Regions from separate parts of the Homo sapiens genome. Here all the other regions are linked to region 1. Evidence: chromatin loops called from intact Hi-C (ENCODE). Cell type or tissue: psoas muscle. All regions are shown on one strand. Links, peaks and the distances in the headings refer to the core of each region. The heading gives the core; the rest is flanking DNA.

The links. Peaks named below come from ENCODE experiments on the same cell type or tissue, not always from the same donor. Only the 100,000 strongest peaks of a DNase experiment are listed, where the experiment ranks them.
Region 2: a loop joins it to region 1, with 2.2 times the contacts of the local background. A loop is called at or near these places in 37 of 110 quality-filtered maps.
Region 3: a loop joins it to region 1, with 4 times the contacts of the local background. A loop is called at or near these places in 83 of 110 quality-filtered maps.

Annotation. Positions count from the first base shown.
Region 1 is chr3:177,356,935-177,363,288 of GRCh38, forward strand. No RefSeq gene overlaps it. Among named protein-coding and RNA genes, the nearest start is that of LINC00501, 66 kb to the left of the region's middle. RefSeq lists enhancers at 1,181-1,380, 1,501-1,740, 1,627-1,921, 2,595-3,436, 2,947-3,241 and 1 more. In psoas muscle, for the core only: no CTCF peak of the experiment used is centred there; DNase peaks (open chromatin) are centred at 1,807, 2,317, 3,087, 3,637 and 1 weaker place; H3K4me3 peaks cover 3,109 bases; H3K27ac peaks cover 4,000 bases.
Region 2 is chr3:177,775,019-177,780,654 of GRCh38, forward strand. No RefSeq gene overlaps it. Among named protein-coding and RNA genes, the nearest start is that of LINC02015, 39 kb to the right of the region's middle. In psoas muscle, for the core only: a CTCF peak has its summit at 2,938 (motif pointing left); a DNase peak (open chromatin) is centred at 2,883.
Region 3 is chr3:177,047,879-177,053,514 of GRCh38, forward strand. TBL1XR1 (TBL1X/Y related 1) reads right to left here. Exons shown (of 16, transcript NM_024665.7): 5 at 3,626-3,848; 6 at 2,600-2,732; 7 at 2,119-2,260. It overlaps TBL1XR1-AS1 (TBL1XR1 antisense RNA 1), which reads left to right. Exons shown (of 4, transcript NR_174966.1): 4 at 1-45. Among named protein-coding and RNA genes, the nearest start is that of TBL1XR1-AS1, 13 kb to the left of the region's middle. In psoas muscle, for the core only: a CTCF peak has its summit at 3,063 (motif pointing right); no DNase peak of the experiment used is centred there.

The DNA of each region.
Region 1 (6,354 bases), core at 1,215-5,214:
CTGGGCAACTGAGCGAGATTCTGTCTCAAAAAGAAAAAAAAAAAAATCAGGAATTGTCTCTGGGGCATGAGCAGCCAGCTGGATGTGGTACCATTATCTGGAAGTGAGATATCTAGAAAGAGGGAGAATGTAAGGCATAAGGATAAGAGAAAAAGTGGGGGTGGGAAATAGACACTGCTTGGAAAACAAAGTAACATCAGGGAGGTCTGGAAATAAAATGTTTCAAGTAGTTGGAAAGTCAACCAGATAAAATGCTGCTGAGAGACAGCAAGGGGTGCAGACTGAGAAATCATTAGTCTTAGCACTTACTCTTCCATAACCCTCAAAGCTTGTCTAACAGTGATTCTTTTCTGCCTTTCTCCTTCATTATATGATAAATTGCTAGAGGGTTTAGACCTCCTTTTAAATTCACCTTTATCTCTCTGGGCTCAACAGGGTGCCTTAGGAACAGGGTAGACTGCACAGTTCCTGACTGAAAATAACACTGGCAAGGAAACACCCCAAGGTGCTATCAGCTGCCAGATGCCAGAAGGAAATGGAAGGGCCTGGACTGCTCCCTAAAGAGCCTGACCCAGAAGCGGTGTGTAACAGGTTCCACTCAATGCCTTATAGGCTGAAAATTGCTCTGTCTTCTCAGAGCTAGAAAGGGTGTTCAGATAAGGCAGGGTGGGACCCTGACTCATGGACACACAATTAGCCGGCTTTTGTCTTTGAATCTGACTGGAAGTGACTCATGAGCTGGAAAAAAACCCTTTGGAAACAAATGAAGGGGGAAAAAAGGAGGGTAAGCCACGACTGCATTTTACTCTGTTAAAATGCAGATCTGCTGTCCTATAAATGTAGAATACTGTACATTTCCTCAGCCTCCCTCCAACAAAGACCCAGGGGAAATTATTAAGCCTGACAATTCACTCATTTTCTCCAAGATTTTTATTAAATGCAATTTAGAGGGGATAAAGTTTCTTCTCTTTTCTCTTTCTATTCACTTGAATAAGCCCTAATTACCACTAGGGTACAATAAATGGGCTTCTAGAAGTCTGTGGCAATTGGCGATGCTTCCCCTTTAAATTAACCAGTTGAAGCCTCCAGTTTCAACAGCCACCAGGGCACTTCCCGTCCACTCACAACTTGCTCAGTGCAATCTGAAGAGCATTTATTGAGCACCTTGTTATGGGGCACTGACATATGCTGCGGAGGATAGAAGACTTCTCGGGGGGTTATAATGGGGCTGGGGAGCTCTTGAACTCAACTGACATACTGTGTAAGTTAAACTAGTAAATGCCATGGGATTTTTGGATTAGAAGCAACAAAAACACAAACTAGGTTAAACAATAAGAATTTGTGGCAAAAAATAATGGGCTGTCGCAAGGAATCGGGGGCAGGCAGGGCTGTACCAGGGACACAGGAACCGATGCTGCCAATAACATTAGACTCCTGTTGGCCTCAGCGCTCTCTCCCAGCCTGTCTGGCTGTGGCTGAGGCTCTATCTTTGTTTTCTGCTCGATCTTTATCTCTGTTTCTGCCTTCAGATTGGCCTTGCCTCTCCTCTCCTGACCATGGGAAACATGGTCATGTATGTTATAATATCTTGCAGTTTTAGCCCTGGGGAGAAACTGACTTTTTCACTTCCAGTTTCAAAATTTCCCAAGAAGGCTTTTGATTGGATTCAAATATGTCAGCTCTTCCCGCTGGGACCAATCCCCTGTGGCAAGGTGGGGGAGGGAAATTTGAGAAGGGCCGTGAATGGTCCAGCTTAGGTCAGAGGTACAGTTTCCACGTCCCCACCCCCACCCCCGCCCCGTCAACAAAACAGCTCTGCCCTGTAAGCCTGTGGGTGTGGGTGAAGGTGGAAGTGGGTCGGAAGAGGCTGCGGGCTCCACTTTGCCAGGAGTGTAGGGGGAAGGGCTGAGTTGAGGAAACAATGGGTCTAGCACTTCTGCTGACCTTGTTTTCAGAAACAACCACAGGGCCTCTGGCCCCAGTGGAACTTGACTCATAAAGGCGAGAGACTTGACTATTGAAAAAGGTCTCCTATGAAATCTGAATTTCACTTAATCCTCAGAACAACTGTTGAGGGGGTTGTTACTACTCCCATTTTAAGACGCGGGCTGTAGAGAGGGTAACCACCCTGTCCACATTCACACAGCGAACACGTGGTGGGGCAGGGCTCAAGTCCAGGCGATTCCAAAGTCCCCCCGTGCTGTTTGCGCCACGCGGTGCTCCCACCAAGCCCACTCCGCGGGGAGAAAAACCATAGGCCTCGGAGGAGGAGCGGCTCCTCGCAGTGGGGTGGGGCAGAGGCCAGCATGAGGCCTTGTTCACTGGAGGATTCCACAGGCCTGGAACGGAAAGAATGAGAGCTCTGCAGGCAGGCAGAGCCCAGGGCGCCCAGTGCCCCCAGGCTGCGACAGCCAAGTCGGTGGGCGCGCATGGCGGGGCTTGAAGGAAAGGTCCAGAGCCGGTGGGAAAGGCCACGCCCCGGGGTAGAGCGCTTCCTTCCAGATCCCGGCCTTTAACTGCAATTCCGTTTTAAGGGCAACCCTGCCCGGTTCACACCTAGCCTTGAAGATGACAGATTGCACTGTGAGCAATTTGCAGGGTGAGAACGGGAGCCTACGACTCCGCACCTGCACTGCCAGAGCCATAAATGCAGCAAATCATGGCCTATAAAATGTCACCACTGCTGAAGTGCAATTTTCCAGGGGTCTTCTGCAGAGGGAACTCCACCACGGAGAGCGACCCTCGGCTCTGCAGCCTAAGAGGAAGGCCCCTGCAGGGTGGGGGAGGGAACAGGGAGGTCTTCCTCCCCATCCCCTTCGTGCCACTGCTCCCCCCTTTGTGACCCCACTCTGCCACGTGGTAAAAGCTTCCGGGGGGAGGCATTAGTTATTTCTGTCTGAGGAGTTTTTGACCAAACGTAAACATCAGAGGAGCGGGAACCCGAGCCCCGCCTGGGCTGGGCGGCAGCGACCCCGACGCCGCGGCGGCAGAGCCGGAGCTCGAAGCAGCCGCCGCTGTTGCGAGCCGCCCCTCCCCCGCCAGGCTGGCGAGCCCATTTTCGCTTGGCCGGTCTCCGCGCTGCCGGATGGATTGCGCCCCACCCCCGCTCCTCTGCTCAGTCATTCAGACTTGGAAAGTCAATAACACGCTGACATCATCAGGGGTTTGTGTATTATTACACGGCTACTTTCCAGAGTACCTGGCATTATCTAAGAGAGGAGCACTCCGGCTGCCCAAGAAAGGGCCTGAACTGGGAGCTTGGCGGCCTCGGGGAGGGGCGGCTGCTCAGAGCCAGGCCTTTCCCTAGTGGGGAGGGCATCTGCAAGGCACAAATTAGAAACAGACTATGAGCTTTTGCTTCACTAAATGCAGATGCACTTTAGATATCGATACATGCTTCATTTTGCCTTCGGGTGCACTTATAAATCATCCTTAAGTGACCTCTATTTCTACCAAAGACATCCACTTGGTCTTTAAGAAGCATTCTTAGTGATCCTCACAAAGGAAAAAAAAAAAAAGGAGATATCTTCTGTGACAGGAAGCCAAAGGCTGATTTTCTTTTTTTTTTTTTTGAGACTCTTGGAGTGTGTGTGTGTGTGTGTGTGTGTGTGTGTGTGTGTGCGCGCGCGCGCGCGCGATTCTCTGTTATGTAATCGCCATCACGGGTGATTAGGTCTTCTAGGTCTTTCCCTCCAGGGCTGAACTGGATGGTTTGGTTGCTGTGTTTTTCTTAAGCCTCACACAGGGCAAACACACATGAAAAACATGTCCCAGATTTATGGCGCAAAACTGCTCTCCAAGCAAATTGCCTTAGAAGACTGTCTCGGTTTTGGAGGAAGGAAATAGATGAATTTGTTGCTAATTAAGACTCCTTATCTTACTACTCTGGCATTTCCTTTTTTCTAGAACGAATTTTTAAAAATAATTTTATGTAGTTTAGATGTTCCCTCCCTTCCCCCTTGCTGTAATGGTACTTGAAATAGCTTAAATAACTAATTGTATAGACAACTGTACTTTTGTTCTACACACACACACACACACACACACACACACCAGTTAACGTGAAAGGCAGTAACTCATACAACATGGTACCTTTTCTGTTTGGCCATACAGACTGTTTCCTTCTTTACACACACAGGGCTGATCTCATTTAAATTCTCTTAGCATCTTAAATTGCAAAAAATGGCAGCCAGCTGAAAACTGGCTACCTGGAGAATTACAAGGGGAGAGAGCTGTTCTTTGGCCTCATCTTAATCTCTCTGTACCTCAAGCAGGGAGTCCATCTCTGATAAAAGTCTTTAGAGCTCCCCAGGAGGAAGCGAAGCAGACATGTTTTTCAACAATGTAACAATTTCCCTATGTGTACTTGATCATTTCGGGAGAACTTGTAGTAGATTATGACTACTTCCCTCCAGATGGTCTGACGGAAAAACTCTCCCACCAGACTTGCACTTCTAAAATCACTTCCCCAGGCCTGGCCCTCCCACCCCACCCCCATTTCCCCTTTCGGAGGTGCAGGCAGCTGGGGAGGCCTGGAACACCAGACCTCCAAGATGGCCCAGCATGTGTTGAGTCTGGAGGCTGAAGCTGCTGAAGTGGGGAAGGGTCGGGGCACTCGCCTCCAACTGGGAGCTATTTACCTAGGGGGTTTCCCTCAGCTCAGAGAGGAGCATGCAGACCTGACAGTCTGTCTTTTTGGTTCTCAAGATGAAGAAACTCTTCAGTCTCTAAGCACTTCCGGTTTTTAGCCCAGCTGACCCTCTCGTCTTTGCCTTAGCCTCTCCCAGACACAACTGCCTACTATAGGGATCCGTGCTAGGGAAGGACGTGGGCCACCTTGCTTTGGGTGCTGAGCTTCGGCAGCGGGCAACGGACTTCCTACCCTAGAGTTTCTGCCTAAGCAGGGGAGGACAAAGTCTGGAGGATCAGCTTGGATAGAACCTGATAAGTAGGAGGCAGGCTACCAGTTGCCAAAGTTCAGCACCCCTAACTAGAGGCTGACAAGGTTCTTTGCCTAGCAAGGAACCTTATATTTGGCAGAGGAGGAGAGAATTCAGTGAAGAAGAGCCATGTTGGGGGGATGGAGGAGCAGGAGTCTCTGCCCTGGACAAGCTCAGTGTGTTGGAACAGGTAGACACAGAAATGACCGCCTGAGAGCATGCCCTCTGCCCTTCAGTGAGGGCCTCTAAGGGGCTGGTCCTCCTGTGCTGTGGGAGGGAGAAGGAACTCCAGGTGACCGTGGCATCAGGCTATTCCTCCCACAGCTGGCCCTGGAGGAACCCTGGTAATCTGATGGGCTAGGAGCGGTCCTCCGGGAGTGACATTATTTCCCCCGTTCCTCTGGTTCTTTACTGCCAAATATTTGTCAGCTGGAAAGAACTGGTTGCATTTTGATTCATAGGCTTGTCTCTTTCAGGCGGTCCATGTGACGATTCTAGACACGGAGATTCAGTTATCAAATACAGCATCCTCCAGTGGTCCGCTTGCTTTGATGAAGACCACAGCAATGCTTCTTAAACTGTCATGGGCAAGATTTTTAATCTACTGCCCACTGATATTTTTGTTTCTAAAAAATTAGGGAAATAAAACAGATGTATAAGATACAAGCCAATTTTTTATTATTAGATTCAGAAAATTACATGACAAAATTACCCTGTCAAACTGTTATGGCTATTTCTAAGTGTTATTCTCAGTTGCTATGCACATCTCATTGTGGAATGCAAGAAACAGTTGTTGAACCTGGGACCACACTTCCAGTTGCACTGGTGCAGACATTGAACGTGGATTTAGCTCCCATTTGTATTTAGGTTAGCCTGAACAGTTGTTTTTAGAAAAGTTGGATTAAAAATCCAGAGGATTCACAGGAAAATCCAGCTTTTCCTGAAAAGTAAAAAGCTGCAGGCAACAGAAGCCTTGTCAACAATTGGGTGGGGCTGGATAGCAGCTGCCCCTTTGAAACCCGGCACACAGCCTTCTGTTGCCTACAATTCCAGCCTCTCCCTCTTTTCTCACCCATAGGCAGGTTCCCTCATTTAAGCTACTTGCTTGACTGCAGAAAGCATTTGAATCTGTGTATACCTTAGCAGGATATCCACTTGAAATGAGCTGCTTCAGTATTTTTCTAGCCTCCCCACAGGGAAAGACCACTCTGCAAAGGTCAACGGAACCCATCCAGTGTGGTTCCGAGACTGGAGGCTGTAGTGTAGTACAGAGTTGCTGTGAATCACTGGGTGTCCTAGATATTCTCTAGATAAGTGGATCATATACTTCACATCTATATGGGTTAAAATCTTTAGATGCTATTTTGATGAATATAACAATTCATTTAATAATTTTAAGTGTTACTGAATACCT
Region 2 (5,636 bases), core at 773-4,772, 420 kb after region 1:
GGAGAGGACTACAATTCCATCACCCTCCTAGAGTGGCAGAAGGAGAAACGGTGTCCAGGATAACTAATGCTGACTAGTGGCCTTAGGGCGAGCCCCCATTTTCATGAACTGCCTGAGTCCAAGGGAGGAAAAAGATGCCCCAATAAATCACTAATGCTGTGTGTTTTTTAAAAATCATCGATTGACAATAGAGAACTTAGAGGAGAGTAAGGTTTCTTATAGAAAGGTAAAGAATTGTGGCACTTCTTGCATCTGTGTTGTTGAGGAATTTCTATTTGTGATACACTTATCAAGCATCTTTTTCTGTCCTATTCCTGGTGCTAGACAGATGGAGAGAATCATTGCCTTCCCTTAATTAAGGGAATCTAAGTCTAGTGGGGAAGGTAGACAAACAGAATTACAACACTAAAGGAAGGGTTCTCTACTAGTCTTATGAGTACCAGGCAGGGACAGTGCAGAGGAATGGTGACTGAATCTGCTTGAACCCTGGAGAAAGGGTATGGGGGAGGAGAAAGGAAAGGCAATTCAGTGAGGGATCAGCATCTGCAAAGCCACAGAGCTGTAGAAGGTTGTCGTGTGTTAGGAACAGGTGAGACGTTCAGTGTGCATGAAGGTGGGGCTGCGGGGTACCTAGTGTGAGGTGGTAAAAGTAGATGCCTTCCCAAGGCCCTAATTAATGAGTATCATCAATTTCAAGAGTATTTCAGATTAGTCTCTGCTCAGGGAAACATGAATGGCTGCAATCTTACAGCTCATATATGAAAGACACTTGGTAGAGGAGCTTCCCCAATTTGGTAATACTAAACATGTACATGATATTGTCAATAATAGGTTGTGAAGCTGAAAGAAATTCTCTCAATTATCATTAATAATAAACAAATTTTGATTAACCATGTTACAGGAAAAATGGAATGATCTTTCTAGTTTCTCTGTAGGAAAGGATATTACAGAATTTTGTCATAAAAAGAAACAGACTCTGCAGCCAAAAATGTAGAATACAGGCATTTAGGGAGACTTGTTAGAACATCAGTACAAATCTTATGTTATCGATACCAATTCATACAAATCTGTTATTTGTTTCTGGGTTTTGTGATATTTCTGGTATTTGTTGGCTTTTTAAAGCTGATATTTTTGCATTTTTCTTTTCTCATTCTGAATAAATATTCACTATTGACTTACTTTTTATAATTTTTCATACAGAGGGCATCATAAATTGTATTAGCTTCTGGTCTCCCTAAACCTCTGTTGGCCAGCAGACAGGAGCTTAGACTAGAAAGGTAGGTTGCCACCAATCTGGAGTCCGAGACTCACAAGATGGTAGAGGACCTGCATGTCCACCTGAGGCTTCCTGTCCTCATCTTACTAAAGAAGAAACTGGGCCCAGAGATGTCGAGTGACTGCTGTAGGTCTCAGAGCCTGCTGATAGCAGAGCCAAGAGTTGGATTTATCTTTGGCTTCCCTAACATGTCTTCCTTATGTCAAGCTCTGCAAAGGGCAAGCATCGGGTAGGAGTCACAAATACGTTGACTCACTTGTTTTGGCCGGTACAATGTTTAAAAAATAACCCAATGTCAATGCTTTTAGGAGGGACTTGCACTCTACCATTCATAGTTTCTTCCATTCCCATCTCCTTACAGCAAGGTGAGGCATGTACTCGCCCTGTGTCACCTGAGAAGGTATCTGGGTTGGGGCAATGGTACTTCCAGAGCAGAGGGGTTTTGAGGCTGTAGGCTTGAGACATTCTCCTCCTGTGACACATTGCTAAGAAATGTGGTGTTCCAAAATGAATCTGCCACAACATCATCTGTCAGCAGCTCTGGTATTTGAGTTCCCGAGTAGGAAAAGAACAAAAGCCACATTCTACCTGTCAGCAATCATGAAATGGTAGGAGGAACTAGCCATGCTGGCTGGTTTGTGGATGTGTGATCACGGGCAGGGAAAACTGGAGGAATGCCAACTCTTTGAGGGAGAAACGCTGCTTGTGACAGCAGCAGACCCACTCAGAGCATATTTCAGCAAGGGGCTGCTTGTATTTAGTTTCAGCCCTTGACCGCACCGTATCTGGCAACTTAAGTTCCAAAGAAAATACAATATTTCAGGTGTTCTTAGCATAACAGTGGACCAAGAGTGGGTATGTTTTCAGTTACAAAAGCAGCTAAAACTTCAATCTCAAAAAACAGGAATCCAAACCATTACATTGCTATAAAATTCTGGCTAATGGACATAGGAAACAGTCTTGTTAGCTGTTGCCAATCCACACCAAGAAATCATCTAAAAAGAATGGTTGTGTATTTGGTCCAGTTCAGTTCTCTCCTGATATCAGACTCTAAGGCCTTCTATAAAGCAGTCTAGACTATTTTACTTGGGGACATATCTAAGGATTTAGCATATATTACATATTATGACCTTTTATATTGTTCTTAACAAAGTCTACATTTATCTAAGACTTAACTATATGCATGGGCTTTACATTTATTATATCAAATTCATGTAACAATCTTGCACTCTTTTCATTTTATAAATAAAGTATCTGATGCTCAGAGAGGTCATATCTTGTATATGATACCGTGATGCAAGACCACATATTTATCAGCAGAGCTAGGACTAGAGCTCAGGTCTCTTGTTCCAAAGTCATGACATACTCCTGCCTCAACACAACTGCCATAAAGAAAAGCTCAAACCAATGTGTACCAGTCAATGTGACTCCCCTGAAGGCTTGTGTTGCACCCAGGTATGGTCCATGGGACTAGGGTCATCACCCTTTAGGCCGGTTGGTTGCATTCACTCTAGGTTGTCTTGCTGAGCTTGCAAGGATTGGCTGGGCAGCTGCCATAATGTCCAATGACTGCCTGCTGCTGAACATAGTTATCTTTTTCCTTCTAGGGAGATGTGGAGCACCAGGGAACAGGTTCACTGAGCCACCTTGTGTCCATCTCTGGGGACTGCATCTTCCCCCACATTCTAGCACCTAAAGATATAGGGGACTCCATCTTCCTTTGCTACCACCATTCTTACATTCTAACCTGAAAGAGACTTTGCCTACATGCCTTTGGTTTTCATCAACCTCCCAGTACCAGCTTATACCTTTGGTGGACAGACTACCTGCTGTCTTAGGACTTGGGGTAATTTATGTAGATTACCAAAGAATATTTTAAATAGTTGGTCGTCACAAACTCTAAATTCTAGGAGAAATTCAGGCTCTGTCCTCTCAACTCCCGTCACAGTCTTGCAAGGAGAAGGAGCTCAGACATGAACAAAGACAAAATTGAATCTTCAAGGACACACAGTGTTGCTTCCCAAAAAGGGGGCAGAAATTTTCAGCAGGAATTGTAGTGATCATAAATAGAACAGAGGAAATTCTCTGAGTCACTTTGGATTCTATCTTTCATCTTTAATTCAGCCATTGTGGAAGCACATACAAAATGATTACATAGTGGTTAAGAGAGTGTGCTCTAAATTGGAAGCATTGGTATGAACTCATTTCTAAAATAAATGTATGTGTATATACATGCAGGTGTGCTCAGGTAAATGTGTGTATGTGTGTATACATATGTGCATATGCATATTGTAAGTGTATATGTATATTTGTGTACATACATATATACATGCATCTATTTCCCAACTCTAGCTGCTGAAAAGACCTAGAAGAAAAAAAAAGTCTAGTAGCAATGAGCACACCTAGTACTCAGATTTTGTCCTCTAATACCATTCTCTACTGAAAGAACAAGGGCTCTTCTCCTCAGAGAAGTGACTAAATGTAGGCCTGGGACAGGGAAAGTTCTAGAAGCTAATGAAACATCTTGTTATGTCGATGAGAAGGGAAGTGTTAAAAAAAATGCTGAGGGCATGTCACAGGAAAAGAGCTGGCAGGAAGTGGCTCCTGTTGCCCAAAACTGAAACAATTTAAATACCAAAATATATAAGGACAGTATGACCATAAACCACTGAAGAAAACAGGAATCCATGAATCTGAACTAATTTATTTAATAATTAGATAAATAAATAAGTGAATAAACAGAGGAAAAAGGAGGACTCTTGCTTGTTGTAGAATGCCAGGTGCTGACTGGTAAATGTGGAGAAACTGCTGGAGTTAGAAAATTATTATTTTATAGCTGTCATAGTCAAGATTGGTCCAGGGCCAAATTACCAATGGATATTAAATCTAAGGAAGAATTTTGATGAGGAGCAGGATATTTTTATGTTTTTAAACTGACTCCCAACAGATTGCCTATTAGTTTCAAGGGAATAATTATATCTACACAGTGTAGAAATCAGACAATGCCTTGATTAGGTAAACAAAATAAAGAAGCAAATAAGCTTTAAAAAATTTTTTAATTTGAGGTGGAGTATCACTCTGTCACCCAGGCTGGAGTGCAGTGGCACAATCTCAGCTCACTACAATCTCTGCCTCTTGGGTTCAAGTGATTCTCCTGCCTCAGCCTCTCAAGTAGCTGGGATTACAGGCATGCACCACCACACCCAACTAATTTTTATATTTTTAGTACAGATGGAGTTTCACCATGTTGGCCAGGGTGTCCTCTAACTCCTGACCTCAGGTGATCCACTCACCTTGGCTTCCCAAAGTGCTGGGACTGCAGGCGTGAGCTATCGTGCCCTGCACAAATAAATATTTTGTACTTCCAGGATATAATACTACGAGAAGAACACAATATTACTTGTGGGGTATTCTGGCTGGATGTATAGCATAAATGTAAGTATAAGGAAACTTCAAAAAACTGAAAATTAGATATTTTCTGTTAGAAAAAGGAGGAAGGAACAGTATTCTTTTTTTTTTTTTTTTTTTTTTTGAGACGGAGACTTGCTTTGTTGCCCAGGCTGGAGTGCAGTGGCTCGATCTCGGCTCACTGCAAGCTCCGCCTCCCGGGTTCACGCCATTCTCCTGCCTCAGCCTCCTGAGTAGCTGGGACTACAGGCGCCCACCACCACACCTGGCTAGTTTTTTGTATTTTTTTTTTAGTAGAGACGGGGTTTCACTGTGTTAGTCAGGATGGTCTCGATCTCCTGACCTCTTGATCTGCCCACCTCAACCTCCCCTGTATTTTTTAAAATGTCAATGACATTAAAAAAAGAAAAAAAAAAAGAAAGAAAGAAGGCTGCAGAAATGTCCCAGATTAAAGGAGACTAAAGAAAGATGACCAGTGCAATACCTGATTCTGCACTGAATCCTGTACTGGAGGAAAAAAATTATGATATAAAAGACATTTTTAGGCCAATTGGAAAAATTAGACTATGGACATAGTCTAGATTAAATAGATTGGATTAAAATTTTATGTTAATGTTAAGTTTCCTGAATTAGATAATTCTGCTGTGATTATGTAAGAGAATCTCTCTCAGGAAATACACATTGAATTATTTAAGGGTAAAGGGGCTTGATGTATTCAACTTCCATATGGCTTAGAAAAAACATATCATATATAATATCTTATGTATTTTAATATCTATTTATTAGATTATGTAATATGTGTTGTATAATATAAAATTTTATTTATGTAGATAGAGATGAGATGGAGAGTGCAAATGATAAAGCAAATAGGGTAAATATTAACAGATAAATCTGAGTAAATAGTATGTCAGTGTTCTTTGTACTATTCTTATTCTTGCCAATTTTTGTAAGT
Region 3 (5,636 bases), core at 773-4,772, 310 kb before region 1:
GGGAAGAACATCAAATTCATAGTCTTACAATGATTTATTAGAAGTAAAAAAGAAAAACTTTAAAATATGATTAGAAGGTTTTATATGGCCATTCCTCTAAATCCTTTACTGTCTAAAACGAAGTGTGTGGGTATGATCCAAACAATATCATTGTTTCGAATGATCAGATTCTTAAATACTTGAATGTTCCTTTCTATTATTAATCCCTTCCCACTATGAAATATTTGCCAATAAAAAGATCAACAAGGAAAAGAGCCAGAAAAGAGCACAGGCTGACTTTATAGTTAATGAAGTAAGTACAACTGCCTACTTTACCAGGAGGAAAAGTCCATATAAATTTCTCTCAACTTATATTCCCTTGCTGTGCACCTTGCCTCGATGAATTGTGTAATAAAAGGACAGATCTAACCTACTCTATGCAAACACAGAAGTTACAGATTATAGTAAACAGACTATTGCTAGAATCAGTAAACATTACTGGAGAATGAAATCCTGCATTACTTGACATATTATTGATGGTTTTTGGTAAGGGCATTCAAAACAAGATCACCTATTTCACATCTCTCAAGCCATTTAGCAGTATGGCTAAGTGACAAACAAAAACAAATGCTGGTTCTGGGAACTGCAGACTCAATTCTGCTGGGATGTGGCCATCCCTTAGGGCTCTGTCTCAAGAAGAAGGGGAGCCATGTTGAAGTCAACAGTAAAAGCTTATTTCCACATCCTACACAATGTCAAGTTTCCTCTAAACTATCAGTCCCTAAATGTTTTAGTTCATGAACTGCTCAACTAGGAAAATACTGTAAAGATGAGAAATCTCACAGGCTCTCTTGCTTTAGCCATGGAAAAGAATCATTAATCGAGGATAATGTTTTCCAAGTTCACCGTGAATAACACATTTTTTAAAAGCCCACACTTTTCAAAACTATAAAATGCAGTTCAGAACTACCAAGCTCAACAAACCAATATTCATTAACCATCCTTTTCAGTGTAAACTATAAATTTCATTAACATGGCCAGTGGACCAGGTAGCGTAAGAAAGCTGTAAGATATCTGAACTAAAATATAATAAGGGCCCATATTAAGAAAATAATTCTGTCTTGATCTTACAAGTAAATAATACTACAATGTGCTAAACCCCTTTGGAATTTTTAGAATTGTCATATGGAGGGGAAGAGTAAATATGCTGCTGGCAATTTTGGAAGAAAATGCTAAAAATACCTAGCTATGATTTCTGAAAAAACATTTCACAGAAACTGAGAACTTTAGTGGGGATAATCATTTTAAAGATAGATCTCATTCCCGGGGAAAAGAATTGGAAGATCCTTTAGAAAGTCCACAAAGGGTTGTTAAACAGAAGAGAAAAGAACATTCATTTGCTGAGCAAAGAACAACTATCTTGATATTCTTTGCAATGCTGAAATAATCTAAGAGTTTTGGGGGAGGGGCAGGGGGTAGCGGAGCGAGGTAAGAGATGTATTTAAAACTATAATGGTGAGAATTTATCAACAACGAAGTCAAAGTTTTTTGTAAGTCACAGTAGTCAAGTTGTCCTGAAAGATGTTGAATCATACACAGAATCAGAGAATTACAAGATTCCTACAGTGGGAATAAAATTCAGACGTTGTCTAGACTAATGATCCCTAAAAGGAAATTGGTAATAAAGTTCTACCAGTTCACAGAATACAGAGAAAAACAAGAACATGTTTTTTGCTACACAGAATTCTTTTATCCCCTAAGGACTCGGTTGTTATAGATTTAGTATGTTGTTTGTTATTATGGTAAGAATTTTCACCTATTATCTCAAATATTTAGGTACCATTTTCACACTTCTACTTGACATTTAAAGAAAATGAAGTACAGAGTAAAAAGTAACAATTTAACCAAGGATATGCTGTGGGATACACTGAAGAGCTGGATGTTGAACCTTGGTCTGACTAAGGCAAGTCTGTGTCCCACAGTGGGGGAGAGGGCTGGCAGGGGACGACTCCCGGTTTGTTGTTACTAGTTAATAAAACCCCAAATTCTGAACAAATAGACAAACCCTGCCGTGAGTATGAGGCTCTGAGGGTTAGGTATACTAGTAATTATATCCATCATGGATATAGTGATACTCACATTCCAATCTAGAGATGTGACATCCTTGTTGCTTGGAACATCTTGCCCTCCTTCTCGTATACAATGTCTAAGTACTAACTGTGTAGAGCCACTGGTGCTGTTCTCACTAAGATTCCATATTCTTGCTGTTGAGTCTCCAGACCTATAAAAGTATGCAATATATTTTAGATCCTCATGACATTCTCACGTATCAGAACAAGGCAACATATTTACATCTGAATATTAATAAGGCAAATAAAAACGACTATCACGAATTTTCATTTCCAGTATTTTTCCCATTCTACACGTTGGGACCCCCAAGCATTCTCGAAATAGTAAGTTTAATTAAAAATTCTACAATTACTTCATGAAGGAATAAAAAATTTACAGAGACAAAATGGCCACAACTAAGCAACAACAGAAAACCTGAATAATGCATATGTTTATAAAATGTTCAATAAGATATTTTTAAGTCATTTTAGTATCACTTTGAGAAACATACCCTGATGCTAGGAGATCACTAACAGGGTTCCAGGCACAGATAAAAACTTCAGATTCATGGCCCCGCAACACAACAGCTTTATTAGGAGGGATTTCAACATCCCCATCCACTTCCATCATATCAGTATGATTATCTGCATCGTGAAACACAAGTAAGCATTTCCAGTTAGGCAGTATTACAACATGGTGGATGGGTGATTTCTTAACTAGCAAATACCTTCCTTTATCGCACACAGTGTAACATTTTTCAATTATATCCAGTTAAGCTGAACATGACTACACAGTCTTAGTCACACAGAAAATAAATTCTTATCTTTAATTAAGTATTGACCACATACTTTTTTTTTAGAGGGGTGGGGGTGGGAGTGGGATGGGAGACTTTAAATGATTAGACCTAAACATGGATAAAACGATAAAATGGTTTGAATTAAATATAATGTCTATCAGTACTATTCTGAGTTTCTGCCAGTAGGGGTTGCTGATATCATTCATATAACATGAGTTGCCTTTTATCTCGATGTCAGAGCTCTATGGTTATTTGTTGATAACTAGTATTACAAATTTTATTTAGAAATCAAATGTAGATGTAAAAATTCATTTAACAATGGGAAAAGGGTTTCTAGATATTTTAAAAAGAAAATAAAAGTAAATCTAGCTTTTTGGAGCTTTAGGAATAAAAATCTGAATTGAACTGTGTGATACAAGTTAGGGAAACAAGTTGGTGCAAGTTAACAGATGAAATTATTTCAGCATAGAAGATGGGGCATTTCTTCTGAGAAAAAATTTTTAAAAATTCTTGTCTCCTGGGACCTTCCTGGGGGGTGGAGGGTGGGAGGAAGAGGAGGATCAGAAAAAATAACTATTGGGCACTAGGCTTAGTACCTGGGTGATGAAATAGTCTGTACAACAAACCCCTGTGATATGAGTTCATCTATATAACAAACCTGCACATGTACCCCGAATTAAAAGTTTAAAAAAATAAATAAATAAACCATGTAATTAAAAAAAAATTCTTGTCTGAGCTCACTTGCTATAGTATGTGCTCCATTCTCCTCCCCATTTGCTGTGTTTTCTCCATTTTTTGCAGATCCTTGTTGGCTGGCTGCAGCTGCGGCAGCTGCAGCAGCTGCTGCCTGTTGCTGTGCAAGCTTATCTCTATAAGCTTGTTGTCTTGTTTGTACTACATCAGGCATTACGGCATCTATCAGGGACAGAGACTCTATTGGTCGACCATCAAACAAGGTACCATCCTGGATTTGGAAAATTGTGAGAGAAGAAAAATCAAAGGCAATATTTAAAGTTATTTGTATTTATACAAAATCAGAAATGAAATGAAAATCTTCGTTCCTAAAAAAACATTTTTAGGAACTTTCTGAATTCATATAAGAAGTCCGGAGGGAATAAAGAAACTACAAGCAGCAACTGGAAATGACTGCTTACATTTTCCTTTTCATTTAATTCATACTATTATTACAGTATAGAGCTGTACAGATAGAGCTGAAATGAAAGAGATAATAAGATGTAGGCCGAGCTGATAAAAAGGCTTATTAATTAGATTCTGAAATTCTGTTAGTCAAAGCAACAAACAATATGGAATATAGTTCATATAATGATCAGAGGCCTGGTGCCCCATTATAGTAAATACATCTTTTAAAAAACTAAAAACTTTGAGCTGAAGAGTTTCTTGTGATTTGATTCAAATATTAAAGCAGAAACAGACTTCATGGGGCTATAGTGCTCTTGAATATTAGGGAGTTATTAAAATTTCCAAAGCTCTACTTATTGATATTAGGAAGTTCCTAATAAAGAGTTCTCCAAGTAAGCACAAGAAGAGACACAAACACAGAACAAGTCAGAAATACAAACAGTACAAATTAGCTGGGAACATGCATATGTGAAGTCTGGTTCACTTAAACTGGTAAACATGTACCAGTGACAATCTACAGTGTTATTGCAGGGTACTGTGAGCTGCAAAAACACAGCCTGTCTTTCTAAACTGTCCATTGTAATGTAATATTTCAGGAACAGGAGAAAGTATTTTAACTTATAAATAATTTTTAAGATACTAAACCCAACACAGATACACTGTGGAATAAGCGCCATGTCAAATTTACACACATTTTAAGAAAAAATTTAGTTTTGCGTTACTGGATGGTCACTCAAAGAGCTGAGGAAACAAACAAATCCATTTTAGTATATTATGTAATTTCTAATTCTAGTAATAATCATTGATACAGAAATCATAGATACTTCAGTTTAAAAATACTCGCAAAAGGGGAACATGTTAATCTCTGAAATAGAAGTAATGGGAAAAGCTCCTCACTATAGATAAAAATTTTAAACTAGGCTGGGCGTGGTGGCTCATGCCTGTAATTCCAGCACTTTGGGAGGCCGAGGTGGGCAGATTACCTGAGGTCAGGAGTCAAGACCAGCCTGGCCAACATGGGGAAACCCTGTCTCTACAAAAATTCAAAAATTAGCTGGGCATGGTGGTGGGTGCCTATAATCCCAGCTGCTAAGGAGGCAGAGGCAGGACAATCGCTTGAACCCAGGAGGCGGAGGTTGCAGTGAGCTGAGATTGTGCCACCACACTCCAGCCTGGGCAACAGAGCGAGATTCCGTCACACACAAAACAAAACAAAACAAAAAACAAAAACAACATTTTAAACTAGACCGGGGTTTACAACCTTTTTCTGTAAAAGAGTAGACAGTAAATATTAATTTAGGCTCTGCAGGCCATAAGGTCTCTGTCTCAACTACTATTATGCCATAAGTAGCCATGGACAATATGTAAATGCATGTGGCTATGTTCCAATCAAACTTTATTGAGAAAAACAGGGAGGAGCATTTGGCTAATGGGCCACAGTATGCTGACCCCTAAGCCAAACAAACTACTCACATGTAGTCCTTAGATAGGCAGTACCATCCAGAGTTGGCTTCAATTACAAACTGGTTTAAATTTGGGTATATTCAAATAACGTGAGAATTTACAATTTTCAGGCCAATAATTATGATCTTAGCATTCCACAGCACAATGC